3 separate regions of the Homo sapiens genome follow, and all the other regions are linked to region 1. Evidence: chromatin loops called from intact Hi-C (ENCODE). Cell type or tissue: CD4-positive, alpha-beta T cell. All regions are shown on one strand. Links, peaks and the distances in the headings refer to the core of each region. The heading gives the core; the rest is flanking DNA.

The links. Peaks named below come from ENCODE experiments on the same cell type or tissue, not always from the same donor. Only the 100,000 strongest peaks of a DNase experiment are listed, where the experiment ranks them.
Region 2: it touches region 1 in a loop (2.4-fold over the local background); 5 of 110 quality-filtered maps call a loop at or near these places.
Region 3: it touches region 1 in a loop (4-fold over the local background); 8 of 110 quality-filtered maps call a loop at or near these places.

What each region holds. Positions count from the first base shown.
Region 1 is chr6:385,651-391,987 of GRCh38, forward strand. It overlaps IRF4 (interferon regulatory factor 4), which reads left to right and starts at 6,102. Exons shown (of 9, transcript NM_002460.4): 1 at 6,102-6,159. RefSeq lists an enhancer at 4,072-4,121 and a silencer at 5,789-6,178. In CD4-positive, alpha-beta T cell, for the core only: a CTCF peak has its summit at 4,047 (motif pointing right); DNase peaks (open chromatin) are centred at 3,061 and 4,141; H3K4me3 peaks cover 523 bases.
Region 2 is chr6:590,334-596,670 of GRCh38, forward strand. It overlaps EXOC2 (exocyst complex component 2), which reads right to left. Exons shown (of 28, transcript NM_018303.6): 11 at 2,136-2,254. Among named protein-coding and RNA genes, the nearest start is that of HUS1B, 64 kb to the right of the region's middle. In CD4-positive, alpha-beta T cell, for the core only: CTCF peaks have their summits at 2,956 (motif pointing right) and 3,156; a DNase peak (open chromatin) is centred at 3,018.
Region 3 is chr6:521,985-528,321 of GRCh38, forward strand. All of the region lies in intron 23 of EXOC2 (exocyst complex component 2), which reads right to left. Among named protein-coding and RNA genes, the nearest start is that of HUS1B, 130 kb to the right of the region's middle. In CD4-positive, alpha-beta T cell, for the core only: a CTCF peak has its summit at 3,016 (motif pointing left); a DNase peak (open chromatin) is centred at 3,007.

The DNA of each region.
Region 1 (6,337 bases), core at 2,543-5,042:
GCAGCCTTCTGTGGCGATGGCTCCAGCTGGAGAAAACGAACTTCCCAGGTCACGTCTCCTCTAGAGGCAGCTGGCACCCAATGCTAGCTCAGTCAGGGCTGCGGGGGCCCTATCCCTTCACTCCACGCTGGAACAGGCTCGTCCTAGCTCCAGAGCTTTCTGCAGCATTGACTGGAGTCCATTTGGCTTGGCGTTGCATCACGGGCACCTCTCGGCCCAGTTCTGCTCCCTTCCCCTTGACTCCAACCAAGCATGCTCCCTAATCATACATGCTGACCTCCATCTCAGAGTCTGCCACCGTCCCTGTTAAAGGCTGAAGGAGGACTAGGATCACTGTCAACAAAAGCATGACCCAAGAGGCAAGACACAGTCATGTTTATAGCATATTACTATGAGCCACTCACTACTTCTAGATGTCACGGTTCAAAGGTGATTGAAAGAAACTCTGTGTTTCCCAATGCCTGCTGGATAAATAACTCAGCATGGATGGTGAGACAGCATCTCTAACTTCGCCTGTCTCCCCGGTAATCGTGTTCCTCCTCCTCACTTCTTTATCAGGGTTCTTGGTAATAGTAGTCCCCCCTTATTCTCAGGGGATAGATATGTTCCAAAACCCCTAGCAGATGCCTGAAATAGAAGACAGTACTGAGCCCCTTATAGACTATGTTTTTTTCTGTACGTACATAGCTAGGATAAAGTGTAACTTATAAATTAGGCACAGTGAGAGATTAACAACACTAATAATAACACCAAGCAATGATGACCATACGCTGTAATGAAAGCTGTGGATGTTGTTGCTCTCTCCAACATCTCACTGCATGGCACTTGCCCTCTAATGGCCTGATGGCTGCCACATGGCTGATGGGCCAGCAGCATATACAGTGGGGTCTGCTGGACAAAGCAGTGGTTCACATCCCAGAAGGGATGAAGCGGGACCCTGCGCGATGTCACCACCCTGCAAAGAATGGCATGCAACTTCAAACACAAAGTGTTGATTTCTGGAATTTTCCATTTCTTATTTTCAGACTGAGGTTGCCCTCAGGTAACTGAAACTGTGGAAAGGGAAACGGTGGATACAGGGGACTCCTGTGTCATTCCCCATCCTGGAAACCCTCCAGCAACCCCTGACTCCCCGACCGCCCCACCCCCTGCCGAGCACGTCTACTCAGCCCCATAACTGCTTGTCCTTCCCTCCTCTGCCACCCATGCACCTGCCCGTCTGAGAGCTCTCTACCTCACCCCGAGGCCTCCCCGGCCTCCTGGCCATTGTTCTCTCTCGGGCGGTACCCACACTATGGCCAGATAATTCCTCCTTTACTGTAGTTCTTACCTTATTACGGGGGAATATGAGCCAAAGCCATGTAACTCGCTGCCGGGCAGGAACTAACAGAGCCAGCACATGCTTCTCCCGTACCCTTCTCTCCATCAGGTGGCCAGGAATGTTCCGGATCCCCGTGGCTTTGCCATGGATATCTCATTTGAACAAGAAGTAACCCCCCCCCCAGAATCTCAGGGGGTCTCGTTACCACAGCATAACCTAACCTTTCTAGAAAGATACACTCCTCTATCCAGCATGCCTAGAGTCTTATGTGTGACAAGTGACGGTATGCTGTTTCACAAAATTTCGCTGAAAGAGCCGTTGATGAACTTTAGAATAACCCAACATTAGGCGCTGTTACAAATGGGTGGAATTAGACAAAGCCGTTTGCCTTTCACCTCTTGCTTCAGTTTTCAGAAAATTGCCCAAAGGTATTGCAAACCATTTGCGTTTTCATTGGCTTGGTTAAGGAGTTGGCAGTGTCAACTGGCCCTGTGTAAAGCCACGTCACTGTTTCTGTAGAGAGCATGACACGTCAGAGAGGTGGGAAGTGTTGCCAGGACTCTTCTTAGAATGCTGGCAAGAAGAGCAGGCGAAAAGGGAAGAGCTGTTTATAAACAGGGAAAGGAGACATCACCTCGTATCCTTGGCTTCTCATTACGTCATCGATTACAATCACAAGTCTCATTTCCTACAAGCCTGAAAGCGGGTTCTTCTCTGCATGTAGGAAAAAGCCCCGCTTACTAACTCTGCCCTCAAAGAGATCACAAGCTGGTCCTGAACGCCCTGTGCCCTGGGAATGCTTACTGTCGAAGCTCTGCAAATTTTCTCATTGAAGGCACTCAGGGCATTCTGCTAATTAAATTAGGAAAATGTGTACAGCTCTACTTGAAAAAATCCAGGTTTATGCTCTGTATTCTATTACCAAAGAATTTATCACTTTTCAAATAACATTCAATTATTTTAAACTGAGTGTGCAGTGAGAGCATTTATAATATAATCTCATTTCCAGAGTGTTCCATCCCAACTCCTCTCTGGTATAAGTAGCTTAGAAGGTTAGATTTTTTTTTTCCAGAGGATTAAACATTCGAGAAGAGTGGCTAAGAGGCAGCACCAGGTTTCTCTCATTTCCTCAAAGAGAATTTAGCCTTGTGAAGAAGAATAAAGTGAAGGTCAATGGTTAGATCCATGGCTTAAAAATAAAATGCAGCTTTCCTTACTCTGAATTTACCATAACCAAAAAGGCCACGAGGCAGCCATTAATGATCCTAAGTTGCAACAGAAAGAAAAAAACACCTACTTAGGGTTAAACGAGGATTCAGTGGTCACTTGCCGCCGGCCTCCACTTCACAGGGGCGGAGGATGAGGCCAGGGAAGACTTTCTTACCCACACTGACCTGACCAGAGATGAAACTCCCCCTCCTATGACAGCCTGCACTCAGAGGCTGATTCTGAAATAGTCATGCCAAATGCAGCCAATCCCTGTGTACAAGGAGAAAAAATAGTTCCTCAGAGCTGTGTCCTTGGGCCAGCCATCTGGACCTCTCACAATCTCTTTCGTTCTCCCTACACTTGGGCTGAATCCCGCCTTCCTTGCCTGCCAGGTTTGGTTTGGGGGCCAAATGAGTGAAAGTCCGTGAGATACCCCTAAGTATTGAAGTGCGTAGTAAATGATAATAGCCCTGATTTGTTGAACATGATGATGTGCCAGGCATTGCGCAAAGCATCATTTCATCATCACAACAAACACTGCTGGGAGGCAGGGACACCCCCACCCTCCTTGTACACCCAGAAGTAGGACTTTGGTTAAATGGCTCTCCCAAGGCCTCACAGCCTTAAAAACTCAAGCACTTATTTAATCCCCAATGATACTACCTTTTGGCCATGCAATGTGTCATGGCCAGTAATTAGATTTGCAAACACATATAACCAAAGAGGATTAGAAGAGACATATATTCTATATAAATTACATGAAAATAGCACTTTCAGTATTTTCCTGATTTTTTCTGGTAATTAAAAATGATTGCCCTTTATATTTCTTTATGGATACAGTTGCATTGTTTTTAGCCAATTGTAGCCCCCCCCTTTAAAGAGTGAATTAGTGGGAAAATAGTGTTATCCAAGATTTTAAGAATCTAGTGTGTGTGTTTGTGTGTGTAGGATGGGTTTTTCTGAAATATTTTACTTGCATGTGAATGTATAATTTTAAAGATTGGCTTTTAAAATACTGAATTGAGGTAAATTCAGCTTTTCTTGCAGACTCTTTACGATAAATGTGAAATTGAAAATGGAAATGCTCCATTCAGATGGTGTGCCGACTACAACCTCAACATACGGATAATTCACTAAATAAGTAACTTCCTCGTGGAATATCACGGTCAGCCTTTGTTTTGGGTACACATTCAATGAACTGGTTTCCTATTAGTTTCTGCTTGTCAACAAGTTGTGTCATTTACTGATAAATATCCAGCCTTTTACTAAGGAATACCGATTTTCTCAAGTCTCAGTGTGTGGAGGGGGTGGGAGTTTGGTGGGGAAGCTTTTCAATTTGAGAACCTTTGCCGTTTTTTGTTTCAATCGTGACTAAGATATAAAAGTCCTTGGTCACCACTGCCAGCTGCTACCTGTTCACTGCCTCCCTGACGGGTAATGAGGCCATCCGGAGTTTTAGTGATTAAAATGTTTTATTACTTGTATTCACATCATCATTAAGAAAAATAACTTCTAGTGGATCAATATGGCAAATGAGTAAACCAGAAGATGGCGTTGAAGATTAGCAATTACATTTAAAAACAAGGTAGTGGTGTGAAGGCTCAGAGTTTCACACAACGACTGTTGTTCTGAACTAAAAGCAGAGGATGTGGATGAGTGAGGGGAGGGTATGTTGAAAATGACTAAACCCGGTGCAGAGGACACGTATACGAAAGTGCAAAAAGCTCTCATTTGCCATTTTTTGTCCTCAGCAAACTCCTCTCTGGTATGTTTGTGAACGTTTGAGGGAAAGGTAACACTGATTAAAATATAATGCAACAAGAAGGCAACGATCTTTGCTTTGTTCACTGATGTGTTCCAAGTGCCTAGGACGGTTCCTGACAAGTAGCAGGTGCTCAAAATACATTTGTCAAGTGAATAAATCTGTGAAAGGAAAGGAAGAAAAACAGGTTGTGACCAGAACTTTTTGTGAACAAAACCCTGTTGTTTATTACATAGACTTTGGTAATGGAAAACTTACTTGGGTGAAATAAAAAATGGCATCCTGTTAATTTCTGAGAACGTCTGTTGGTTTTAGGAAAAGCATACCTATCCATACCTCACTACCTGTTTTGCTCTAGCCTAAACATAGATTCTTCTTTGGTTAGGAGACATTGACCCAATATATAAGATTAAAACAAAAACTGAGAAATAAGTGAAATCAAAAGCTTTTCAAAAGTTGCAGGTTGACCTACGGTGGTGGTGGTCTAAAATCATATAGAAACCAGAGATCTGATGGTTTACCTGAAAATGCGAAGTAAATGCACATACTCAGCATCTCAGACGATCGAAAGCTCAACGGGTGAAAGCTCAGGGGGTTAATTTTGCGATTAAGGACATCTTGGAAAAGTATGTAAAATCCCTGGTCCACTTAAGTATTATTCCTATTTTGGGCTTTTATTTATTTATTTTGAGATGGAGTCTTGCTCTGTCGCCCACCTCGGCTCACTGCAACTTCAGCCTCCCGGGTTCAAGCGATTCTCGTGGCTCGTCCTCTCAAGTAGCTGGGGCCACGCCCGGCTAATTTTTGTATTTTTAGTAGAGATGGGGTTTCACCGTGTTGGCCAGGCTGGTCTCGAACTCCTGACCTCAGGCGATCCACCGCCTCGGCCTCCCAAAGTGCTGGGATTACAGGCTTGAGCCACAGCGCCTGGCCTATTTTGGGCTTTTATACCCCACTGGTAAACTGCTTTCCTCCAGGTTGAGGTTAAAACGACATCATTTTAAGGTGAACTGAAGTCTGGAAGTGATTAAGCACTTGGATCCTTAGGGAGCCTCTCCCCGCCCCCATCTCTTTCATGCTAAGATAATTAAAACTTCGGGGCCGGGGCATTGTCTGAGTCACTTCAATTCACCAGCCTAATAGATGCAAAAGGATGTAAGCATGTCAGACACGCAGAGACAGTATTTGAATCAAGCTTAATAGCTCAAGGGAGCTGGGCCATTTCCTATTTTCTTTTTAGTGAGTGCGATGTTCTCTAAACACCGCGGAGAGGCAGGGTTCCCGGTGATGGCCTTGCCGAGGGTGCTCCCGCAACCTCCACCTCCAGTTCTCTTTGGACCATTCCTCCGTCTTCCGTTACACGCTCTGCAAAGCGAAGTCCCCTTCGCACCAGATTCCCGCTACTACACGCCCCCCATTTCCCGCCCTGGCCACATCGCTGCAGTTTAGTGATTGACTGGCCTCCTGAGGTCCTGGCGCAAAGGCGAGATTCGCATTTCGCACCTCGCCCTTCGCGGGAAACGGCCCCAGTGACAGTCCCCGAAGCGGCGCGCGCCCGGCTGGAGGTGCGCTCTCCGGGCGCGGCGCGCGGAGGGTCGCCAAGGGCGCGGGAACCCCACCCCGGCCGCGGCAGCCCCCAGCCTTCACGCCGGCCCTGAGGCTCGCCCGCCCGGCCGGCCCCGGCTCTCGGCTTGCAAAGTCCCTCTCCCCAGTCCAACCCCCGGCCCCCACAGGCCTCGGCGCCCCGCCCCGCCCCAGGCCCCGCCCCAGAGAGTTCTATAAAGTTCCTCTTTCCCACCTCGCACTCTCAGTTTCACCGCTCGATCTTGGGACCCACCGCTGCCCTCAGCTCCGAGTCCAGGGCGAGGTAAGGGCTGGAGTCGGGCAGGAGGAGGGGTGTGAGGCTGATACCAGAGAGGACCCGGAGCGCGAACCAGAGGTTCGACCTCCAGGGCAGCGCAGGGTACCCCGGCTTCGGAGCGGGAAGGGAGCGCGCCCCGTCCTGGAGCTCCGACTCCCACCCCATCTGCGCTGAGCCGGAGGCG
Region 2 (6,337 bases), core at 1,663-4,162, 200 kb after region 1:
ACATGGCTTCAGCAGAGATACCTGGGTTTTCTTAAATACCAAGCATAGAAAAAAATGGCATCAGAGCTGGAAAGTACTCAAATCCAAGCCAACTAATTCATGACAAAACTATGCTAGAAAGAAACAACGGCGACCTCTCCATTGTACTTCCTTCTCTACCAAGACTGCTCTCCTGTTACAGCTCCTGATCCTCCCAGGGACCTGATGAGGGCCATTACTCCTTTTCATGTCATCCAGTTAGGGGCTCAGGTCTCAGGCCCTGCATTTGCCAGAGTCACCACCAACAGCGTAAGAGCAATCCTAAGGACATTTCTCTTTCATCTTCTGCTTCATCTTGGAGATTTTGCTGACCACTCCCTTCTGTTTTCCTCCCGCCATGACCACCCCTTCTTCGTTTCCTTTGAAGGCTTCTCTTCTTCTACCAGCCCCTAAAACATCACTTGTCAGGACTCTTTCCTGAGTTTGCTTCTTTTTTCGTCTTCTTGGGTAAATGCACGAGTTCCAAGGGACCACCTGTATGCCCACCAAGCTCAAATTTCTCAGTCTCTAGATCCAACTACTTCCATCTCTACTTACATGTCAGACAACCCCAAGTCAAGCTGTCCAAACAAAGAGGCGGAATCACTTTTCTCCCCTATGTTCCCTAACTCAGTGGCACCATCACCCTAACTAGCTGCCAGTCAGCCATCTGGAAATCACTGCTCATCCCTTCCTCCTCTTCATTTGTCCATCATCCAGCCCTATCAGTTCTATTCCTGAACGGCCCTGGAGTCCATGCTCTTCTTCACATTCCCACCACCTCCACATCAGGTGGGGTGCCTGTCTCCTCACCAGCTTCACTGCTCTGGGCTTGCTCCCTCTCATCCACCCACTATGGGCGGCCAGAGTCGTCATCTTTTCAAAAGTAAGTCTGAGCTTGTCTTCCCCCAATCCATTGACCCCAGCTTAAAATCCGTCAGCGACTCCCCATCGCACTCTGGGTGAAGTCCAAACCTGTCACAGCAGCCAAGAAAGTTCGTCTCTTCACTCCACCTCCACGATCTAAGCTCCAACCACACAGGATTCAGAGGCCTTCTTGTGCTTGTAACCTGTGCACATTCTCCCTTCCTGGAAGTCTTAAATGCTTTCCTTCTCTATTTCAACTGTCAAGTACAGATACCCTTCTGATCTCAAAAGAGATGTCACTCCCTTCAGCTCTCAGAATGTCACTCCCCTGACCTCAAAACCCTGGATCAGAGGCTACTCCTAAGCACTCCAATGTCACTCAGAACTTCCCCAGTCATATGAAACAGCACACAATATTCTAACAGCTGGCTGGTTATCTGTCTACCCTACTATTTTGTGAGCTTGCATGAGCTAGGCCCTTGTCTGTTGTCCTGACTACTGTGACTTTGGCACCCAACAGTGTCTGCAGCATAGCAGGCATTCAATATACTCAATATTCTCCAAATGATAGTATACAAACAAAAGCCAATACACCTGCACACAAATAGACCTTTGACTTCTCTCCCCCAGCTTCCCTCAGGGCCTCCACACAGGTGGTCCCTTTCTCAAGCTGAGATGGCTAGTAAGCTACCTTTTATCCTTCCAGTTCTAATACGGAGGCTTCTCTGAGACATTCCCACACCAGCCATCTAAAGCATTCTCCTCAGTTACTCCCTTTTGGAACATCTTGATTTTCTTTTTTTCTTTCATCACATGTCCCAGCATTTTATTTGGTTAGTTACATGTTTAGTGGCTTTTCCTTCCTCTAGCGGTAACTCTGGGAGGCAGCAGCTATGTCTTACTAGCGATGGGTGCAGTGCCTGGCACAGAGCAGGACTCAACATACACCTGACGAGACGATGTGCAGACTGATAGTTACCAAAGACCAATGTCACCTCCTCGGCATCACGCTGCCTGCCCCGAAACGTCAACGCTGTCCACCAATCGCAAAAACAGACATGATAAAAGAGTTGTCCCTTTTCATTAGTACAATGCTAACCAGTGGCCAAAAAAACCACAAAACAAGCAAAAGACAATAATAAGAGATACCAAGTAAATTAGGTAGTCAGTGCCTTCATCATTAAACATTCCCAGAATGCATCAAAATGACATGAAGGAATCACACAACACATTGGAAGAGAAATCCTTGCCTTTCAGATCTTTCACGTAGCCCTCTTTGCAACTGTGCATGAGCTGAAGGATCCACTTGTGTTGGGCTCCAATGCATTGCCAAGCAGGGTCACCAGACGCATGAAGGTCAGACAGGTACCTGAAAAAGCAAGTCCAAGGTTGAGGCCAAAGGGAAATGCTGGCATATTTTAAAATCATTACTTTTTAAAGGCTAAAATTTTATCAATTAGTCTTGTGCCCTGTCAAATATTAGTCTTTAATATTTAATTCTCAATGAAATATATTCAAATTTCTTGGCTAGGTGAGATGGCTCCTGCCTGTAATCCCAGCACTTTGGGAGGCTGAGGTGGATGGATCACCTGAGGTCAGCAGTTCAAGACCAGCCTGGCCAACGTGCTGAAACCCCGTCGCTACTAAAAAAAAATACAAAAATTAGCCAAGTGTGTTGGTGCAAGCCTGTAATCTCAGCTACTCGGGCGGCTGAGGCAGGAGAATCGCTTGAACCCGAGAGGCAGAGGTTGCAATGAGCTGAGATCTCACCACTGTACTGCAGCCTGGGCGACAGAGTGAGACGCCATCTCCAAACAAACAAACAAGCAAACAAAAAATAAAAAAATAAACAGCAGAGCTTTAAAATTTTTTCATATAAATGATAAAACTATTAAAAACAGCTCTTTGTAAAAAGATAAGGACAATTTGCAGTGATCCTATCTACCTGATGAGCATTTTTCTTTATATTTATATTTAGTTCACAGGAGTTTTTCTACTTAGTTCAGAGTCATTATATTAGACACAGGTGGGAGCCAGCAGATACTGGGCAAATACTTTTAAAATTTCAGATGTTTTTTAATTCCTTTCTGATATGAAATATGGCCACGAGATGGCAGTATGGCACCGCTTTCTAAAACTAGCTAAATGAGGGCTAACCGAACTGTGAAGAGATTTGGTGACAACACTCACCTCTAAAGTCCACACTCACGACTGAGAAAATATTTCTCTAGGAAATATAGTATAGTTCGGTGTTTTTCTTAGTTTCTAAATATTCTTAAAATATATCAAGTCTTTGTCTATAAAACACCCAAATCCATAGAGACCATTTACTTCCATAGAAAAATTTCTGTCAAATATTATTTAAGATTTGGCCCTCAGCCCTCACAAAATATATAAATATAGCAAGCTAAATCCAATTAAATCAACTCCAAAAGCATGTCCAAATGAATTTATTGTCTTAAAACTGTTGTTAAGCCATATGCCATTCTTTGTCTCTGGGTTAGAGGTTTTTGTTCAGTGGTAAATCATCATCAATGGCTCCAGGCTGACCTTGGGCCAGACCTCAATCCCTCAGGGGTGCACCCATGCTTCCAGCCCATTCTTCCAGTAGTGAGTGTGTGTTACTCAGGTATCTCAATCAGCAGCCAATCAGAGGAGAAACAAATCCACTTTGTAATATGTTAGCAACAAATAAAATGCTGAGAACACTGACATTCCCAGCTGATGGGGAGGGACTGGGTGCTGTGGGGAGCCGGATATCCAGGCATCTGCAGACGGGCCACACTCAGGCTGCCCAGAGGTGGCTGAGAGCTGCCATCTCCTCCCCCTTGTGACCACCTACAGGTTGCAAACAGGATGTGTCTCTGTGCTGAGAAAGTGGCAGGTCAATTAGAAGGAAGAGCTTTACTCAGATTAAGAAGTCACCAGCACTCCTCCTCATAAATGAGAATAGTATCCTGAGAAGAAAACTACAATCTAACAAGTTACATTTAGCTTGGCACAGGGGATTCATTTCAGATTCCAAAATGCAGTCTGATTCTTTCTCTCACACAAGGCTTTCTTCTTTTATTACCTGAACGATAAATATAACAAATAGTACACTGTGTCTTTCTTCCCAAAGAACGTGATTCTATGCTTTCTTGCTGGGGATGATGCATTTCAGCGTTCTCCCTAAATAGGCTTGTTTTGCCTCCCAACACCTCTGCAACGCTTTCTCCTAACACTTTCACTCACGTAGCCCTCAGATTTGGTGTTAGTAGTAAAATAAAGAGATACTCTTTTAGGGACGGTGTTCCTTTTAATGTTTAAATTACTGAATAGGAGTGTAGACAGTTCCGTACAAGGGTTCTTTCTCCAGGAGTACAGCAAGAGGAATCAATAAGCTTTGCTTAGTGGCTTTTTACATTATACGTCTCTTTAAAATGTTGACTGTGTCCTTGCAAAACCTAATAACAAAAGACTTTTTCTATCATCTTATTAACGGGTATTAAAGTAAAGGAGTTTATAAAAGTTTTACAAAGCAAGATAAAGTTGTTCTTTTAGAAATTCTAGACTCAGTTCAAAAGCATGACAACTTGTGCTGGGCTCTTCAAATAAGTTTCTTGTTTCCTTTCAGTATGCAGCTAAAAATAAGTAGTTACATTTCAAAACTCTGTTTAGAATGATACATGTTATCGCCATTTCTTTTAAAACTGCATATTAAGAACACTTTAAAAAGGCTTTTTAGATTCAAAAGCAATGTAAAGAATGTTAATTATGATTAACACAGGCTCAGTATTTTAAAATTTAAGAATAAAGGAAGTTTTTAGTCATATTCTGACATGATCTTCTCACAGCTACCAGGGATAAGATCACACTGCTGTGGAAAGGAATATGCAGAGCTTTGCTTCCTGCCAACATCAAGATAGAAATAAGGAGAGGGAGAAGAATAGGGAAGGTTTAAATTAGATAAAATAGTGAATGATATTAGAAAAAATTGTGAACAGTAAGACAATATAGTGGTAATCTGATTTTCCCCTCTACTATGCATAATCTGGATTATGTAAGAAAACTAATACATTTTTGTTCATGATAAAGCTATCTCTATTCCTACTTGATGCTCATAAATTTCAAAGTCCAACAGGTATTTGACCTGGTTCTGATCTTATTTTTCTATTTCTTAGCGACTAAAAATTTCATTTAAAAAGGTAACAATTGCTCAGTATTTTCTCAAAGCATCGTAAATAAAATAATCATTAACAAATACATAAACTATTGTTGACTTGTTTATATTTTTGCTCTTTTGCCTTTAAGATGACAGGAAAAATCGTAGTTAAAAGGCTCCTTAAAAGAATCTTTTTTGGCACTACCACCTTTTAAACGATATCCAGTAAGTTATATACTCATAAAAACTGCACATGAGTTATCCATATAGATGGTAACCCACAACATAAAGAATTTGTACACTCAACAAGATTTAACACACTACTATAGGCAAGTTTAACATAACAAGTGTAAACAGGCCAGAAATATACAAAGCACACGCAGTGAAGGAGCAGGGCAGGAAACAGCAGCCTCAGGACGTCTGAGGCTACCCAGCTGCGTGTCCTGGACACTACGCTCAACCTCCCTGCAACTCTGTCGCTTTCTAGGTAGAAAATAAAGCAGTTGGATGACAAATGTGTGGTTTATTTCCAGCTTTACATTTCTAGGATTCTACAAACCAGGAAAATCCCCTATATACATTCTTTCTTATGGAGGCAGCTTAGAGAGAAACAAGAGTGGGCTCTGAAGCCAAACAGGCGTCCCGTCCCCCGGGTCACTGTGTGTGCTGGGCAAGCTTCCGTGTTTTCACCTGTACAATGGGCACCGCACAAGCGTCCTTTCATGGTGGTGATCAGGATTAGAGAGGACATGTAGAACACATCCCGCACAGCGCCTGAGCATGCTGCACACGTGCAGGGGTGGCAGCATGCAAACACAGCACCCTCTCTTCATCCCACCGCCACTGCCTCTGCTTGCTTCCTCCTGGGCAATACTAGTGTGCTGCCAATGACGACGGCTCATACTCCCGCCGTACGCCTCATCACTAGGACACAGGTCCAGGTGCGGATCTTTTCCCCCGTTCACACTTGCACACACAGCAGCTTTCAGGCCAGACGCTCTTTTCAAGACAGTCTTTTCTTTTCAGAGACAGGATCTTGCTGTCACCCAGGCTCGAGTGCAGTGGTACGATCACATCTCAGTGCAGTCTCGAACTCCTGGGCTCAAGAGATCCTACTGCCTCAGGCTCCTGAGTGGCTGGGTCTACAGGCATGCATCCCCGCATCTGGCTAATTTTTGATTTTTTGCAGAGACCAGGTTTTGCTATATTGCCCAGGCTAGTCTTGAACTCTTAGACTCAAACAATCCTTCTGCCTTGGCCTCCCAAAGTGCTGGGATCACAGGTCTGGGCCACTGTGTCTGTTCCTGA
Region 3 (6,337 bases), core at 1,663-4,162, 140 kb after region 1:
ATTTCGTATTTTATTGATGTTCATTTTCACCTATCATCTATGGCTTGAGTAACCCTTACCAAGGCATTAGCTAATCAACTAATAACTGAATAAATCTATTACTGGATGCTTACTCCAAGCCAGGTGCCTGGCTAATCATGGATACAGAGAGGAGACACAAGCAGGAGGGTTCACATCCAGACAGGTGGACCAGCAGGACAGTGTGTGGTGAGCACTGTGAGCTGGGCTGGTCTTAGGTGAAATGATGGTACAGCAAGGTGTCTCCAGGCCTCAGGCAGGTCCACGCGGACTGCAGGACAGCGTGTGGGGGAGCATTGAGCTGGGCTGGGCACAGGTGAAATGATGGTACAGCAAGGTGTCTCCAGGCCTCAGCCAGGCCCATGCGGACTGCAGGACAGCGTGTGGGGAGCACTGTGAGCTGGGCTGGGCTCAGGTGAAATGATGGGGACAGCAAGGTGTCTCTAGGTCTCAGGCAGGTCCATGCGGACTGCAGGACAGCGTGTGGGGAGCGCTGAACTGGGCTGGGCTCAAGTGAACTGATGGGGACAGCAAAGTGTCTCCAGGCCTCAGCCAGGCCCACGTGGACGACATGACAGTGTGTGGGAAGCATTGAACTGGGCTGGGCTCAGGTGAAATGATGGTGCAGCAAGGTGTCTCCAGGTCTCAGGCAGGTCCATGCGGACTGCAGGACAGCGTGTGGGGGAGCATTGAGCTGGGCTGGGCTCAGGTGAAATGATGGTGCAGCAAGGTGTCTCCAGGCCTCAGCCAGGTCTGAGGGGATGAAAGGAAGGTCAAGTGAAGGCAGCAGTGTGCTTGAGGGCATCTGGGAAAGGGAATGCTGGGTCTTTGAGGACTAGCAATGGCCCAGTGTAGACTGAGTACAGATGACCAGGAACGGCTGGTATGAAGAGATGAGGCTTCAGAGCTAAGCAGGTCAGCACATGACCAGTACTAAAGCTGTTTTCCTCCAAAGGCCAGGCGCCATGAAATGGCTGTGAGGAAAGAAGAAACCTGAACAAAAATGAACTTCGAAAGAATATTTCAGCAGGATTTGAGGGAGTGAGACTGGAGAGGAAGAGATCAGATAGGGAAAAAAAAATCTGTTCTGACAGGTAACATCTGAAAATCTAAATCTGATAGGTAAGATAAAGAAACCAGAGATGGGATGGCGCTATGCAGAAAGGGACATTTAGAGCCTCTGCTGGCCAAGGGGGTGTGTCCAAGTGCTACCAGTTTGGTGTCCTTCAAATGGAGAACATTCAGGGCACACTCTTGAGATCAGTACCCTGGCTCCCCAGATGCTGAGGGAGCACACTCGTGCTTACCACCTTGGTTAAGTGAGAACGCAGTGCGTCCACCTCCTACGCACAGAACTGTCGGCTTCTCTATTTATGCTTTAAACCTGGAAATCAGAAACTGCTATTTGAACAACTTGGAAAACTTGGACAGTGCTTTGTATAGTATAGACTTGGTAATATTTGTTGACTTTATGAATGAAAAATGTACTTTCTATCTGTACATGAAGTATTTTGTAGACATTGAGTATACAGATTAAGAGATTAATTTCACTTTATTCTACTCTTGCTGTTTCAAACATGTATATTTTCATATCTATGAATTCAAGTTAGACTAAGTTTAAACAGGGCAATGAATGTATGGTTTATTTTGGCAGGTGCCAAAGTATAATCAGTTCTTTTAAAAAAATTGTTTGTTTTTTGAGACAGGGTCTCTCCCTGTTGCCCAGGCTGGAGTGCAGTGGTGCAATCATAGCTCACTATAACCCTGAAGCCCTGGCCTCAAATGACCTTATTGGTGATATCACTAACTCATATGATTAAAATGCAGCTTTCTAAATTCCTCTTAAAAATGTACAATGGGGAATGGAAAACTACCTCTATTTTCCGCTGAATTGATAACGTGAATACAATGTTATTATTTGAAGGTGATGTTTGGGGTAGTATGAAGGTGTGGGTGGGGTGCAGAGCTGAACTAAGACATTACAATATATCTAGATGCTTCCACCAAAACTGAAAAAGCCGCAAAGGGAGGAGAACTTGAAGTTTGATTATGTTAAACAGAGGGGGTAGCTCTGCTTATGGATTTATTTTTTTATTGATAGAAAAGTAAGAGCAATATATGCTGAGTGGAAAGAAAAATGTCTTATAATCCTTATTCGGTCATTCATTAGGACATTTACGTATGGGGAAGAACCACCAGACTCGGCAATGACTGTAATTACGTAGAGGTGTCATCTTGTGAAGAGGTCAGCATGGCTCCTGCCTCTGGTCGTCCCATGACTACCAAACACCACGGCACATCTGTATCTATGTAAGAAACCTGCACGCTCTGCACATGTGTCCCAGAACTTAAAGGAAAATGAAATAAAATAAAAATAAATAAAACAAAAATTTCAAACATTAAAAAAAAGAAGCCCTACTTAGTCATAATGAATTAGTGTTCCACTGCATGGACAATAGTGCTTTGATCTGCTAAAAATAATTGTTACAATTTTTTGTTCCAACGTTCATGAGGGACGCTAGTCTGTAATTTTCTCTCCTTGTAATGTTCTTGTCACATTTTTGATTTGGGGTTATGCAGGTTTCATAAAATAAGATTGAATATGCTTCCTATTATATTTTCTGATAAAGTTTGTATAAAATTGGTATTATTTATTCCTTAAATGTTACATAGAACTTATCAGTAAAACCATTTGGACTTGGAATTTTCCACAAAGAAAGGTCTTTGATTGTGAATTCAACTTAATAAATATAGAAATTTTTCTATATTTAATCATCTTTTAAAAAATCAAAAGTCAAAACCCAAAAAGTTTGTCTTTTCTATTTTCCCACATATCAACCATTTCTGATTCTTTTTATTCCTTCCTTTAGATTCAAGTTTCCATCGAGTGTTTCTTTGGCTGCATCCCTCTGTGCCTTCTGCAGGAGTGCTGGGCACCTGCTGCAGTCGTGGATGGCCCTCAGATCTGGCTGGTGCAAGCTCCCCTCCTGCAAGGGTTCAAGCGCCCCCTCCAGTCTGTCGGCTTTTGACGGCTCTCCAGTGCTTCTCACAGCTGGGTTTCTATATTCTGTGCAGAGTTCAATTTTTAACTGTGGAACGGTTAGTCTGATAAGTTCTTCCTCTATTACTGAAACCAAAATTCCTCTGAAGCTTGCACTTTTTATTCTGTGGTAGTTCTAATTAAGAAAGCATGCTACATTTTATCATTAATTTTAGGATAGTTCCATCACAGGCTTACATAAAGGCATTGTAAAAACTTTCTAAGTGTAAGATAGTGCTACTACTAAGCTAACTTTACTAGGTTTTTCTTCACAAATTTACCCAAAGTGGAATTTATTCCATTTTCAAATGTCTAATAAAATGTTGAACATTGTTCAATGAGTGTTCTTGCAATGACTAGAGGCTTTCCTCTAGACTGACATGAAGACATGATGGCAATAAGTCAGCAACTAGGACTCCTGAAAATATCAGGAAAAACTGTCAAATGACTTGCAGAAACCTAAATTCACCATGTATGCCATTTCTCTATCAAATCAAGTGTGTGTCCAAGAAGAAAACAAGTTAGTACTGCATGTGCCTGTTCTTTGTGGGTATGCTGTCTCCATGAAGTTTTTCATTTCTTTAAAATATAGAAATTTCTTTTTTTAAAATAAAAATACATCTATTCTGCCCCAATATTTTTAAAAACAAAATTTTAAAGTAGAAAATTAAAGTTTTCTAGCATGCTCCTTCTTATCCCCTTTCAAGATATGTGTATACATGTCAAATTGTACATATGAAATAGATACATTGTCTTTTTCAATAAAAATGAGGAAAGAATGAATGCATGTCTCCTTAATCAACATTTTCTACCAATATATGTACAGTCCCCCACATATAGGTATGCATTTACTTATCCATCTATCCATCTCATCCATTATAAAGAAAGTATAATATTTGTTTAGATATATAACAAATTATCTAACCAATTCACTACTGATGGGCATTTAGTTTTTCAGATTCTACATATATTAAAAAATGTTTCAATAAACATCACTGTACATAATTCTTTACTTACTTCTGTAAAACTTTCCTTAAGACAAATTCTTAGACACAAAATTTCTAAGTAAATTCTATACATATAAATGTGTGCATACACACACACGCACACACACGTATGTGTATAGATGGGCCAATTTACACTCCTAGAAAGATGACGGAATAGTTTTTTTCTCTGTACCTTTGCCAAAAAGCAGGTATTATCAAGCTTTACAGTATCTGTCAATCCAGAGGGTTTTAATAAAATGATACCCTAATGGTATTTTAAATTACATTCTTTGAGAATTGATGAATTTTATCCTATTCTTATATTTATTGGCCATATTAGTTATTTTGTGAATTTCATGAACTTGTGTCTATTCTACCAGCACATCTGCCTTTTTCTTTGTGGATTTTTTTTTTTTTTTTTTTTTTTTTGAGACAGAGTTTCGCTCTTGTTGCCCAGGCTGGAGTGCAATGGCGTAATCTCGGCTCACGGCAACCTCTGCCTCCTGGGTTCAAGCGATTCTCCTGCCTCAACCTTCCGAGTAGCTGGGATGACAGGAATGCACCACCGTGCCCGGTTAATTTTATATTTTTAGTAGAGATGGGGTTTCTCCATTTTGGTCAGGCTGGTCTTGAACTCCCGACCTCAGGTGATCCGCCCGCCTCAGCCTCCCAAAATGCCGGGATTACAGGAGTGAGCCACCGCGCCCGGCTCTTCGTGGATTTCTAATGGAGGCTGTTTATTGTCTAGCAACACAGCACAATGCCTAAAATTAAGGGCTGCCTGGATTTGAACTCGGAACCCCTACCTCACCATTTCCTAGCTACATGAACTTGAGCAAGTCACTTAACTTCTTTGTGCTCAGTGGCTTCATCTATAAAATGAGAATAAAAATACTGCTTACTCCTTGAGGTGCTGTTATATAGATTAAATCAGGTGATTTATGCAAAGCCCTCTGCCTTGCACATGGTATATATGCAATAAATGCTGACTACGTTACTAAACATGGGTACCTAGTAATGTGTGTATATAAATGCATGTATAAGGAATATATGTATAAATTCACATATACATGTAACATACAACTTATTTTATAAGGACCTGAAAACATTTTAATGGTCCATTTTCTCAGAGAGCTACATTAAACTTTGAGGTCTGTCTGCAGTTTTCCATTTTTTGAAAATCAAACAAAAATTACAATTTCTCCTTATCTCCATTCTTGTAGCATTTTTCTTATTCTCTAGAAATTCTACGCTGGACCTGAGCTTTGAATGATTTAAGTTACAGGATGCAAGAGATAACCTAATTGTGCAATGTCTCTTGTAAAATTCAGTGAAAACATCTGCAAGATACATTCCAAAAGGCAGAGATCTTAAAATAAAATTCAACAAACATAGACTTGAGAAGAGCTGTGCTTCTGCCTCTGTCTCCATAATTAGACTTACATTTTCTTTCTCTTCAATTTGTTGGAATATGCTGCTTGGCACACTGCCTGGACAACACACTTACAAGTTTCGCTCACTGATGGACTGTGCACCCCAAGCCTGTGCTCTGGCACACCACTGACGGGCAGGAGGTTACCCTACTCTAGGTTATATGCATCATACATGGAAGCAACCAACTCTGCTGTTATTTTTAGAATGGTCCTAGACATACTCATGTCACAAATTATATAAAGTTTTCCCTTTCCCATTATAATTTCAATTACTATAATTAGTATAAGCACATTTGAATCAAAAATAAGTTCACTATTTACCTATAGAAAATGATTAAGTTTAGATTCACTTAGTAAATAACTTTAAATAATATACATTAATTTAAATTTTTATGACTTTTTGATAGAAAAAATAAAACCAGTATTTAACAGAAAACTTAAATAATACTTTTTTCTTATTTAATGTTTCAAAGACGTGAACTTCAATGTGTATTTGTAAGTAAAGACCAACAGTATTCTTATTTAAAATTTATAAAATTCAAATACTAAGAACTCTTAATAATTGCAGATAACAGAACAATTAAAATCTTAACAGCAGTTTTGTGACTCAGAACTAACTAGAATAATCTTTACTGACATATACACAAATAAAGAGGTGACAACAATTTAAATACCCAACGGTAAGATTTAAAAAAACATCGCTACGGCTTTAACGGATATCTCTTGTTGAATCATGAAATTAATCAACTGGATTTTTTTTTTTAATCACTACATACAGTATCGGAAACTAAATTTATTGGTAACTACAGCAATAAGTAATCAGTTACCTACATGATTTGCAAAATTCAGTTTCTGAAGAA